4 separate regions of the Homo sapiens genome follow, and all the other regions are linked to region 1. The links are chromatin contacts, found by Hi-C or POLR2A ChIA-PET in ENCODE. All regions are on one chromosome and are shown on one strand. The core of a region is the stretch at or near the end of the contact, and the rest is flanking DNA. Distances in the headings are between cores, read along the strand shown. Region 1 holds the start of PTGER4 (prostaglandin E receptor 4). Region 2 holds the start of C5orf34-AS1 (C5orf34 antisense RNA 1). Region 3 holds the start of FLJ32255 (a long non-coding RNA gene). Region 4 holds the start of ZNF131 (zinc finger protein 131).

Evidence for each region. A loop is a pair of places that touch in the nucleus more often than their neighbours do. ChIA-PET counts read pairs that join two places held with the same protein, here RNA polymerase II (POLR2A). Pooled maps may share reads with other maps.
Region 2: a loop to region 1 is called in a pooled map, with 10 times the contacts of the local background. The contact joins the promoter of C5orf34-AS1 here to the promoter of PTGER4 in region 1. A Hi-C loop is called at or near these places in 4 of 50 pooled maps. POLR2A ChIA-PET finds 5 or more read pairs at or near these places in 3 of 52 experiments (T-cell, activated CD8-positive, alpha-beta memory T cell and naive thymus-derived CD8-positive, alpha-beta T cell).
Region 3: a map of naive thymus-derived CD4-positive, alpha-beta T cell shows a loop between it and region 1 (4-fold over the local background). The contact joins the promoter of FLJ32255 here to the promoter of PTGER4 in region 1. A Hi-C loop is called at or near these places in 1 of 168 maps with a recorded cell type or tissue (naive thymus-derived CD4-positive, alpha-beta T cell) and 8 of 50 pooled maps. POLR2A ChIA-PET finds 5 or more read pairs at or near these places in 2 of 52 experiments (PC-9 and WTC11).
Region 4: a map of ovary shows a loop between it and region 1 (20-fold over the local background). The contact joins the promoter of ZNF131 here to the promoter of PTGER4 in region 1. A Hi-C loop is called at or near these places in 2 of 168 maps with a recorded cell type or tissue (naive thymus-derived CD4-positive, alpha-beta T cell and ovary) and 9 of 50 pooled maps.

The regions. Positions count from the first base shown.
Region 1 is chr5:40,678,581-40,681,280 of GRCh38, reverse strand. PTGER4 (prostaglandin E receptor 4) reads right to left here and starts at 1,366. Exons shown (of 3, transcript NM_000958.3): 1 at 803-1,366; 2 at 1-330. The coding sequence starts at 287. RefSeq lists an enhancer at 1-348 and a silencer at 1,484-1,703.
Region 2 is chr5:43,482,526-43,485,225 of GRCh38, reverse strand. It overlaps C5orf34-AS1 (C5orf34 antisense RNA 1), which reads right to left and starts at 1,307. Exons shown (of 3, transcript XR_007058763.1): 1 at 1,225-1,307. TMEM267 (transmembrane protein 267) reads left to right here and starts at 1,361. Exons shown (of 3, transcript NM_022483.5): 1 at 1,361-1,404. RefSeq lists enhancers at 1,032-1,221, 487-1,330 and a silencer at 1,276-1,506.
Region 3 is chr5:42,992,051-42,994,750 of GRCh38, reverse strand. It overlaps FLJ32255 (a long non-coding RNA gene), which reads left to right and starts at 1,418. Exons shown (of 2, transcript NR_104643.1): 1 at 1,418-2,700. It overlaps LOC105374746 (a long non-coding RNA gene), which reads right to left and starts at 2,476. Exons shown (of 3, transcript XR_007058755.1): 1 at 1-2,476. RefSeq lists enhancers at 1,250-1,544, 1,814-1,943, 2,244-2,453.
Region 4 is chr5:43,119,569-43,122,268 of GRCh38, reverse strand. ZNF131 (zinc finger protein 131) reads right to left here and starts at 1,355. Exons shown (of 7, transcript NM_001330707.2): 1 at 1,146-1,355; 2 at 92-230. The coding sequence starts at 215. RefSeq lists enhancers at 1-267, 268-836, 1,634-1,693 and silencers at 414-673, 1,104-1,453.

The DNA of each region.
Region 1 (2,700 bases), core at 117-2,616:
GTGCTGTACTCGCACAGCGGCTGGCCCCCGGGCCATTGGCCCTTCATGTACGTGGCGATGGTCACCGGGCTCACCAACAAAGTGCCCAACAGGTCGGTGACAGCCAGCCCACATACCAGCGTGTAGAAGGTCGTCTCCTTCTGCTCCTTGCGCGACTTGCACAGCACCACGATGGCCACCAGGTTGCCCACCACCCCGAAGATGAACATCACCGCCGGGATGGTCACTGGGCTGTTCAGCCGGTCGGGGCTCAAGGAGGCGGACGAATTGACCCCGGGAGTGGACATGATAGTGGCTGGCGGTGCGCAGCCTTGGAGTGCAAGGCTGGGTCTGGGGATGGTAGAAGAGAGACAAAGCTGCCGTGAGCGGAAATTACCACTTGTAAGGTGTTAGACCCGCGCCCGAGAAACGATACACTGATAAGACAAGGGGAGCAACTCGATCCTACTTTCTGGATTGTAGCCACTTACCAACTGCGGCCACCAAAATCTCCAGGCTCGCGATACGTCCTGCCAACAGCACACTCTTGCTGACATTAATATTTATAAACTGATTTTCCCATTCCTCTTCCTCCCCACAATCCAACTCACTCCATTGCCAAGATGAATAAGACCCATCTCAAGGGAAAAGTAGCTCGCTAGTGCTATTCTCGATAGATTCTGAATCAATAAAATGCTCACTGAAAACAAGTTACAAAAGCAATTTGGAGAGCGCGCTCTTCCCTTCTTGGCTCTCTTCGGCGAGGGCCGCATCCCTGCGTTCTCTACCCGTTGACCCCAACGTCAGCCCAACGCCATCTCACCTGTAGCGGCAGCAGCGGTGGCAGCCTCACGAGCCCCCAGGGTCAGCCCTCAGATGTCCTGGACCCGCCTCCAACCTGCTTTCACCTTGTCCTGCTCAGTCTGGAAACTGCCAAATCTTCGGCTTCTCAAAGCCGGTCTCAGTGGCTGTCGATTTTTGGACACCGAGGTCAGAGTTGCCAGCTTTCAAAAACTTGGGAAACAAGAGGTGCAGCGGGATGGGTCAGTGAAGAATGGTGCTGGATTTCTTACTCGCTATTTTTTTTCCTTCAAAGACGAGTCCCAGCTTTGCAGTGCCCGCCGGTCTCGTCTGCGGGAGGACAGCGTTCAGGTGTGAGGCTGTGCGCGCAGGTGGCGCGGAGCCTTGGTCCCCAGCTCTGGCTGCCCTCCGCCCCAGCCACGGGCAGCACGGGCGGCTACTGGAGTTTGCGGCTGCCGCTGAGGCCGCTCCTGGCTACCTGGGGGCGGCTCGGGGTCCACTCTGCCAGAGGCTCTGGCCTGGGGCTGTTCATCTTCCTCTCGGGCTGCCGGGCTTGGAGCTCCGCTCTCGCCTTTCCACCCTCTGTACAAACTTTTCTCCTCCTCCAAGTTTCCCTGGCGGAGGCGGAGGCAAACCGCGCGCTGCCCGGGCGCCCATTGGCCGGATTGGAAGGGGGCGGAGCGCGTCCTCCCTGGGCGCCGCAGGGAAGACTGGCGGGGGGCGGTGTCTGGGCTGGGGCGGGGCTGGGCGCGCGGGGTGGGGCGGCTCCCGTGGTTTTCACGCCCTCGGAGGTGCGGAGTGGGAACTCGGAGGGGACCCTGGGAAGCCCCGGTGCTTTCCCCGGCGACCGCTTAGCCGCTCCTGAACTCGGCTTCCAGTGGGGCCACCACTGAAACCGGCGACCGTTTCCGCCTCGCTGCCTGCCGCTCGGAGTGTACTATTTCTTGAACCTCCTGTCCGCGGGCCGCAACATCTAGATCGTGGAAGAGAGGGCAGTTGTTTTAGGATTCTACCTAGGGTTGGCCGAGAAAGGAGAAGAAATACGGTGTCTGCGCTAGCGCGTGCGCCCCGGGGTTAGACTTGGGTGCGCCCAGCGGACGTGGTAGGTGGGTGGGTGGGTGGGTACCAGATTGGGCGGGGAAATAACGAAGAATCCATCCTCTCACCATAAAAGGAGTTGGAGTCAGTTGGCAGTGCCCAGACTGCGGGCTGCGCTTGGTCGGGCACCCCAGGCAAAAAAGAAAAAAAAAAAAGAGAAAGAAAGAGGAGGAGACAGTGATTGCAGCCTCTCCCGGCGCAGGTGGCAGAGCCTTGCGGCTTTGGAGAGAGGTGGAGCCTTGGTGAGGTTGGGAGGACTGCCTAACTGCGATCTTTTTCTCCATTCTTCCTCCTGGGAACTTCTCCGCCCTGAAAGGGTAGCGTGAGCTTCATGCCTTCGGCCGGCCGTGTTATACTCGTTAGACCCAATTCACCATGAATCCTTTGAAAGACTAGTGGAGAGTGAGAAGGGGGTTTCAAAGTCACTGGAGTAAAGGAATTCTCCAAGCACCACCTCATGATTAATTCTTGGAAAAGCCTGTTTGCGCGGCCCTTAGAATCATTTTGACTTCTTGTCTAATGGTGAAGTTTTTCTCTGTAATCCTTCTACTCTGTTTTCTAAAACCAGAACTAAAAACCTAAAAAATTGTAAAACTTCATGGTGTAATTAAAACCCCTTCACCATTTTTTTTAAGTAAGATTGTGTGGCCTTATTGCACAATTTAAATTCCTGGAAAAACCTCTTCCCATCTGCAGTGTACAAGCATTCTAACATATTATGTCTCCTCACAGGGTAAGTAAATAACTGGATTCTTTTATGTGATAAGCAGGTACCCATTTCTTAAATGTTATTTCGTGAACGAACAAACCTCCTAACTGGTT
Region 2 (2,700 bases), core at 58-2,557, 2.8 Mb before region 1:
TCTACAGGCAGTAGACCGACTACAGAGAAAAGAACTACTATTACATTGTTTGGGTTTGCATGAAGCCATCTATGTTGTTCCTCAATAGCTCCATAAAGCCTAGATTATAAGACTTTGTACCACACTGCCAAAAGGGTAATGCCAAATTATTACTGCATTCAGAAGGAGAAAATTTGTCCTTAACATGGCTAAAAGCACTCAAAATTATAAATACATTTGCTGAAAGATACTTTAAATTCTCATTTAAGGTGTGTGGGAGTTAAAAGGTGTTTAATTTTCCCTGTCAGTTGGGTGTTTTACATTGGCTAAGAACCAAGACTGTGACAAGAAATGAGTTCTATGATTGAGAAACTCTAAGATTCTGGGGGTGGCCTAGGAGTTTACTTTGAGATTGAAATTTATTTTCTATGGTCAACTGTATAATTACGATGATACCACCCCTTGCTTTCCATCTGACACTTGGTTTGAGAAACTGTAGGTAGGAAAGGGAAAGAAGAATGTCCCTCCTTGGGCCTCTTCTTTTGGGCCTGTGCTTCCTAGAGTCAAATGTCAAGCTGGTATTTCCTTGGTGCTAAGAGCAACCACCACTCTGAGGCAGAGACGGGATGGGACCTAGCCAAAGTCCCAGTAAACAAACTGTATCTTGTAAGCGCAATTTAATTAGGGTCAAACTATTCTGTATGGACTTGCTTTTTCGACTTCTGAGGATTTAGTAGTCATGATTAAGTGCTGTCACGCTACTGCGATCTACAAACAGTAGCTCCACAACATCCGCCCGCATCGTGGCAAAGAATTATCAAGAAATCCCCAAGGGGGCGGTGAGGAGCCGCCGGTCGGCCAGGTCGCCCGGTCCCTCAGTCTGGTGAAAAGCTCCGTTGCCCACCCTGAGGGCTTCGCGGAAGGAAGTTGGCCGTATCGCTGCACCTTAGAGATGCGACGGCCGAGGCTCCCAGCTCAAGCTTCTGGTAGTAAGGCCTGTGTGCCTGGCATTCGGGGAGGCCACTTTTCTATCCCCAGCTTCCGGGCCACCACTTGGGTGCGTCGTGGGGATGTCGGCAGCTACGTTTGCGGCACAGCTCCGGCTAAACTGAAAAACGAATCCTCAGGTTTGACAAAACTAAACTAAAAAGACACTTTTCTCCTCTCACTCTGACGTCCCAAAAGTTTCCTTTTTAGGGGTCGGGGCCTACGGTGGGCGAGGAGAAACTCGAGGTATCTACCCACCGCACCAAACAACTCATGCGTCGCTTCCTTTCGACTTGGAGCTGGCCAGTATCCCGGCGTCCTCTCGGCCGACGCTGCGGTCTGAGGCCACTCTGGCCGGCAGCCGACGTCTCTATGGCTCCGACCGAGGGGCGGAGCCGCTGCTCGAGCTGCTGCTGGATTGAACTCAGAGAAGCCGGGGTGGGTATGGCTGAGCCGCTGCGTGGGACTGAGGGGAGGGGGCCGGGTGGACGCCGCGGAACTGCGTCCTGAGGTGGGAGACCGGAGGTGGGGGACCACTGAGTCTGATGTCTGGAGGGTCCGGTTGCGGGTCGGAGGGCGTGCTGGAACAGCCGCCACGCGGGAGCCAGGAGCCTCCTGGGTGCGTGTGACCCACGAGCCGGCACCGTCCCGCGGCCCTGGGGTCTGCGAGGAGCCCTGGCGCCGCCCTCCGGCTTCGCGCTTTTTCTAGATCCCTAGAACCCCAGCCCTCCGCCTACGCTCCGCGCCCCTGGCCTTTTTCTGGCCCAGGGTGGGGTTCCGGGAGTCGTGCCGAAGGAGCCCATTGCCGTCCTTAACCGGTTGTAAGAGCCTTTCGTGCCCCGGAGCCTTTGAGGCTTGAATGCTGAGAGTGTGACATGGTCCTTTCCCTGCAGCCTGGCCCATTTTTTTAAATGACATTTGAAAAATTATTGCATCACACCAGACTCAGAAAAGGATGTCTGGGAACTTCTGAGGCTTGAAACATGTTGAAATACAGAATTTTGTTTTATTCGTAATGGGCATAGGAACTAAACATTTTAAGTGCAGACATCTGATGGCTATAAAAAGTTTCAGTGAAAGTAAGCAAGATTTGTGTTTCCTTTGTCAGTTAGTTGCATCAGATTTGGCATCTGCTTTTGATATTTTTCCATTAAAGAAATTAAATATATTAAGTTTACAGCAACTACAGTTCAGTGAAGAAGACTTACTGGTAAAGCATAATAAAGGCGGTTTCTGGAATTTGGACCGTGTTTTGACCTTGGGTTTTTGCATATAATGTGTAAGGTTGGTGGGGAAGAGGGAAAGTTAAAACAGATGACACTTACTTAGAGAATGTATCAGCTCTTATTTGTTTTGACAGAAATAATGTCTAAGAGATTATTAGCAAACAATACATGATAGCGTATAATTAAAGTGACCAGCTAATTATATGTTTGTGGAATTCAGGAAGGAGAAAAGTACTGTTATGTATACTCTGAAGGCCCCAAAGTTAGTGGTATTTGCTATAAGGGGGATGGGGTGTGACAAAGTTTGGCCATTGCAGAAAATGGCTTCTGCGAGTCATAGGGAGGAATTTATAATATGTCAGTTATGTCAGAGAAGCTATCCCAAACAGTATCTTTAGTTCATAGGCTGCGGATTTATTATGTGATTATCTCTTGTATTAGTAAAATGGAATATTTATTAAATACCTTGAGCACACTGGATTTTTAAACATGACAAGTTTAAAAGAGA
Region 3 (2,700 bases), core at 169-2,668, 2.3 Mb before region 1:
TCCTAGGAGATACTAGCGGTGCCAGAACCGAGAAAGTGACGACACAGACAACTTATGGACTCCGCGTACGGGAAACGTTCCGTTGGGCGCTAAGAACGGTGCAGCAACTGAAAAACCGCTCAGTGGGCGCTACTGGCAAAAGCGTTGCTGCAAAACCGCCAGCTCCGCATTAGAAGCAGAGCCGCCAGACAGAACCCGGGACCTGAAACCACCGAAGCGGAGACCGAGCTTGGCTCCCCAGCTCCTGAGAGAATGCAAGTCAAGGAGTACGAAGCTGTGATACTCAAAATTAGTAGAAGAAAAATGAATAACATTTAAATAAGATAAAATTTTAAAATAATAAATTCTAAAATTCAAATAAAAAGGCAAAGCAAACACACTGGAAACTACCGGTAGCATTGTTCTCAGAGCAAAAGACACAAAAAGAGCATTTAAAAATAAGCAAAAATTAGAGAGAACCAACCCTACAAAGCAGAAATTACAAGTATTGCCAAAAGAAGCAATTCTGTGATTAGGATATCCCTGTTAGATCTAAACCGGTACATGTTACACCTAAGTCTACATTTCTTAGGACAAAAACAAAAACAAACAACAACAACAACAAGAAACCAACAAAACCCAGTCATGGTTAAACCTGTTTACGACTAAAAAATCGTAGTAGCTGATATATCCCGACTTGGTCCACAAGAGGAAAAAGTCGCGTTCGGCGGAAATTGCTATCGTCAAACCGAGCTTCGTAAACCAGAAATCGCTTTTGCCGGCATTTCCTGACTTCCATGGGAGTTTAAAAAACACCAACATAGCTAAGGCGGGACTTGATGTTGCGCAGCTAGCCTTGGTGTAAGAGCTCCCAGGCACTGCTAAACTGGTCATCGCTAAACCTAAATGAATCGCATTCGCTGGTACACAGATTTCTACAGGAGTTGAACATCTCCTGCGCAGCTAAAGCAAGCCGTACTAGTAGGAAGCCGGAACTTGCCACGACTTAGAAACTTGAGGCTTTGGGAGGCCAAGGCGGGTGGATCATCTGAGGTCGGGAGTTTGAGACCAGTCTGGCTAATGTGGCAAAACCCCGTCTCTACTAAAAATACAAAAATTAGCCGGGTGTGGTGGCGGGCGCCTATAATCCCAGCTATTTGGGAGGCTGAGGCAGGAGAATCACTTGAACCCGGGAGGTGGAGGTTGCAGTGAGCCGAGATCGCCGAGATGGCGCCACTGCATTCTAGCCTGGACGAAAGAAACTCTGTCTCAAAAAAAAAAAAAAAAAAAAAAAAAAAAAGAAAAAGAAAAAAGAAACTTGAGGCAGGGCTAACTCTGCGTTTGTTATGATTAGGCTACAGGAAACCCGGAGTTGCTGGGAAATGAGTCACAGGGTCACTCAGCCTTTCTGTGGCGAAACATCGACTTCCTACGACCTAGAAATCGCCGCCAGGGCTAGGCTGGTGTTTGTCCTAAGTGGGTACTTGCTTGGGTTGAGAAATCACATTTTGGCTATTCCCCGACTTGAACCAGGGGATAGAAATCGTAGTCACCGGCTGGGCGCAGCGGCTCATGCTGTAATCCTGGCAGTTTGGGAGGCCGAGGCGGGCAGATTATTGAGGTTAGGAGTTCGAGACCAGCCTGGTCAATATGATGAAACACCGCCTCTAGTAAAAATACAAAAATTATCCGGGCGTGGTGGCGAGCGCCTGTAATCCCAGCTACTCAGGAGGCTGAGGCAGTAGAATCCCTTGAACCTGGGGTGCGGAGGTTGCAGTGAGCCAAGATCGCGCCACTGCACTCCAGGCTGGGCGACACGGCGAGACTCTGTCTCAAAACAAAACAAAAGGAAAAGAAGAGAAAAGAAAAAGAAACGCAGGCACCCTGAAATCGAAACTTGTTAGGACCAACAAGCCAACGACAGACGAATCTGCGGGGTCCTGCGACAGACACGCCAGCCCCGCCGCCACAGCACAGGGTTCTGGAGGTCGAGCTGTTCTGCGGGTTCTGCGGCGGCGCTGGGAAGAGACGGCGCCCGGGCAGCTCCCCTGTCACCGGCTTGGAGGAGCGGCGGGCTCCCCTAGCCCAGCGCCGCCGCCGCCGCCCGGGAACGCCAGGCTCACCCCAGCTGGGGAAGCTCCGAATCCCTCAGATCGGCGACCTGAGTGCTGTCGCCCCGAGAAAATGGAGGCATCGAGCAACGAGCTGTGCTGAGACCGAGAGACCTCAGTTCTGCGAAATGTCGGTGCCTGGAGCTTGCGAATGACTGCGGCCGGCGGGTTGTCAAGGACAACATTCCTTATGGCGCAACCAACAGCGCTGTCACCAAGAAACTGGACTCTGAGAAAAAAGAGGGTTTCGGCCACCGAGAAACTCCGTGCCACATGTGCCGTGACAGCAAAACCGCCCGCTCCGCGCCGCTGGTGAAAGAGCTAACGAACGCCAGGTGCTGCGACAGTGACACCGGGACTAGAAGGCCTCGGATGGAGAATGGGACGCCCAGAGCAAGCAGGAAAACGTTTTGTTTGGCTCAACTAGCGCTGTCGCAACCGGAAAACTGTCAGGCCAGTGCTGCTGCGGATGTGAGAAACCGGTGATCCGAAGGCGGAGTGGCGCTGGGCGCTGGACTCGCTGGTGTGAAAATCTGGCTGCTCTAGGACCCGGCAAGCGCGGGCACCAGGCGAACGCCAGCGACTTTGCCAGACAAATGCATGTCTTTTT
Region 4 (2,700 bases), core at 106-2,605, 2.4 Mb before region 1:
AAAAAAAAAAAAAAAAAAAAAAGGCGGGTGTCCGAAGGACAGAAAAAAACTGAAGCCAAAAATTCGCTCCTCTGCCCACTGCCCTACCCACCGTCGACAATTAGGGTGATGTCAGTAAACCGGTCCTGCTCTCGCTGTTCATTCAATCGGTCGAGGATCATTTTATGATGTTCAGGGAACTCCTGAAGGCATTCCATCGTCTCTTCAGCCTCCATGGCCGTCGGGCTGCTCTACAAAAGAAGAGCATGATAATGTACACCCATGAGCTCGAGCCGAGGAACAAAACCCCTAAAGCATAAAACAACAACAAAAAAAACCAGCAACGTGAAAAGAAGGGGGGAGGGTGAAGCAAGAGGAGAGAAAGGCGAGGGAAGAAAGGCGAGCCGAGCGGCCCCGGAGCGTTGAGACCGGAGCCGCGGCCGCGGGACTCCGAGCCTGACCTAATTGGAGTCGGGAGACGCGAGCTAGAGCGGGGTGGGCACAGCGCCGGAGGTTCCGAGCGCCAGGGCGCGCAAGTCCAACAAGGGAGGGGACTCGACAGCCGTGGCGGTCCTCTAACGGCCCGCCAAGCCCTTCTGCCCGGCCGGGGCTCCCACCGCCCCGGGACCCGGTCCGGCCCGCGACCCACAACGACTCTCGGGTCGCCTCTCCCTCCCCCGCCCTCCCTCTTCTCCCCCGCCCCGACCGGGCCGGCACTCACTGAGGGAAGGAGGAGCGGCCCAGGCTTGCGCGTCACTTACGTCGACGCACACCGTCACCGCGTCGAGCTCCGGCTGACGCGGACGCCTTCCGGGCGCCGACCAGCAAGGGAACGGGCCACGCCCCTACCCACACCCCTCAGTGGATGGGCGGGGCCGAGCGCGGGGATTTGGCGCTCACGAAGGGCGAGGGCTTGCTCTCTGAGAAGAAACCGGGCAGCGGTGGGCTTGGGCTACTGCAGAGCCTGGCAGGGCCAGAAGCTGGGAACCTAAGTCATTGCCCTTCAACCTCTCACCCTCCCCAGCTTGACTCCAGGGGCGGACACTTCCCGACCCGAGCCCGGAATGAACTCGCCAACCGTCCTCACAGCCCAGCTACTGCGCGGCCCCTCCCGCCCCGTCCTGCCCCGCCCCCTTCCTTCCGAGACCTGGGTTGGCCCGCCTTACCTAGCTCGTGGGTCGCCCTCCTTCCTCTCCGTCCCTCAGAGCCTCTTGTTCCGTGCTTTCCCCTCCCAGGGCATAATGCGCCCCACGCCTTTCCTGACCCCTAACCCGTGGGTCGCCCTCCATTTTCTTCGTGAGAGCCGGGGCTCCCCTTCTGCTCGGGCCCCGCTGGCGCACGTGCGTTCGGTTGGGCACCCGGGCGGCCGCGGCCCCGGCAGCGGCAGCTACGGGCGCGAGCACGTTCGGGCCGCCCGGAATCTTCCTCCGCGAAGCGCGCCCTCCCCGCGCCCTGCCGCAGCACGTGCTTGCTGGGCTCAGGACCTGGAGCTGCTCAGAATTATTTACACCGGATCCCGTTAGTGCAGGCCTTCCCCACTCCTTTAAAGAGTCCAGGCCGGCGCGGTGGCTCATGCCTGTAATCCCAACACTTTGAGAGGCCTGGGCGGGTGGAGCACATGAGGTCAGGAGTTCGAAACCAGCCTGGGCAACATGGCGAAACCCCGTCTCTACTAAAAATACAAAAATTAGCCGGGAATGGTGGTGGGCGCCTGTAATCCCAGCTATTCGGGAGGCTGAGGCAGGAGAATAGCTTGAAGCGGGGAGGTGGAGGTTGTAGTGAGCTGAGGTAGTGCCACTGCATTCCAGCCTGGGCGACAGAGCGAGACAACGTCTCAAAAAAAAAAAAAAGTCCAGTGACCCACAGTCAGCTGCATGTGACTGCTTCCTTAATTCCTCCAAAGAAATATTATATATAAATACATTTTGAGGATAATTCTATAATTGAGATTTACTTATTTTTTTCTCTCAAAGAACTTGAGAATTGGGATTACGGAGGAACTCAAATAGCTATATGGTAATAATGTCATCATAACTTCAACAGATATGTATTGAGAATCCTAGTACTAGACACTGAGAAGTCCAGCTGTGAACAAGGTATATGTGGTTTCTGCCTTTCTGAATCTTAAGTCTAGTAGACTGCATAGATATTTTGAACAGTAATTGCCTAGGTGCTTGCTGATGAGTTTTGCAACACCTGAAGAACGAAGTAACTGGGTGTCAAGGAAAGCCAGTTGACCTGTAAGAAGAGATGTGGGCGGGCGCGGTGGCTCACGCTTGTAATCCCAGCACTTTGGGAGGCCGAGTTGGGGAGGAGGAGTTCAGCCCAGGAGTTTGAGGCCAGCCTGGGCACATAGCGAGACCCCATCTGTATTAAAACAAAAAATGTTTTTAAGTGATGTGAAGTCTAAGTGTTCTTAGCCAAAAGTATAGCACATGCAAAGGCACCAAGATTATAGCATTCAGGAAACTGAAACAATGTTGCTGGATAGACGCACAAGGGTGCCTTATAAAAAGTGTTGAAGATGTCAGATTTTCTTTTTGCAAGGGGAAGCCTTGCCGCATGGTGACATCCTAAGATGTACTTTTTAAAGAGATAATTCTAGCCCCAATATGGAGAACAGATTAAATGGGACAAGCTGCTAGGAATAGAGATCAACTGGGAGACTGTTAGTAATGTAGATGAAACCATGGGGGAAAATGGAATTAGAGAGCTGGTCAG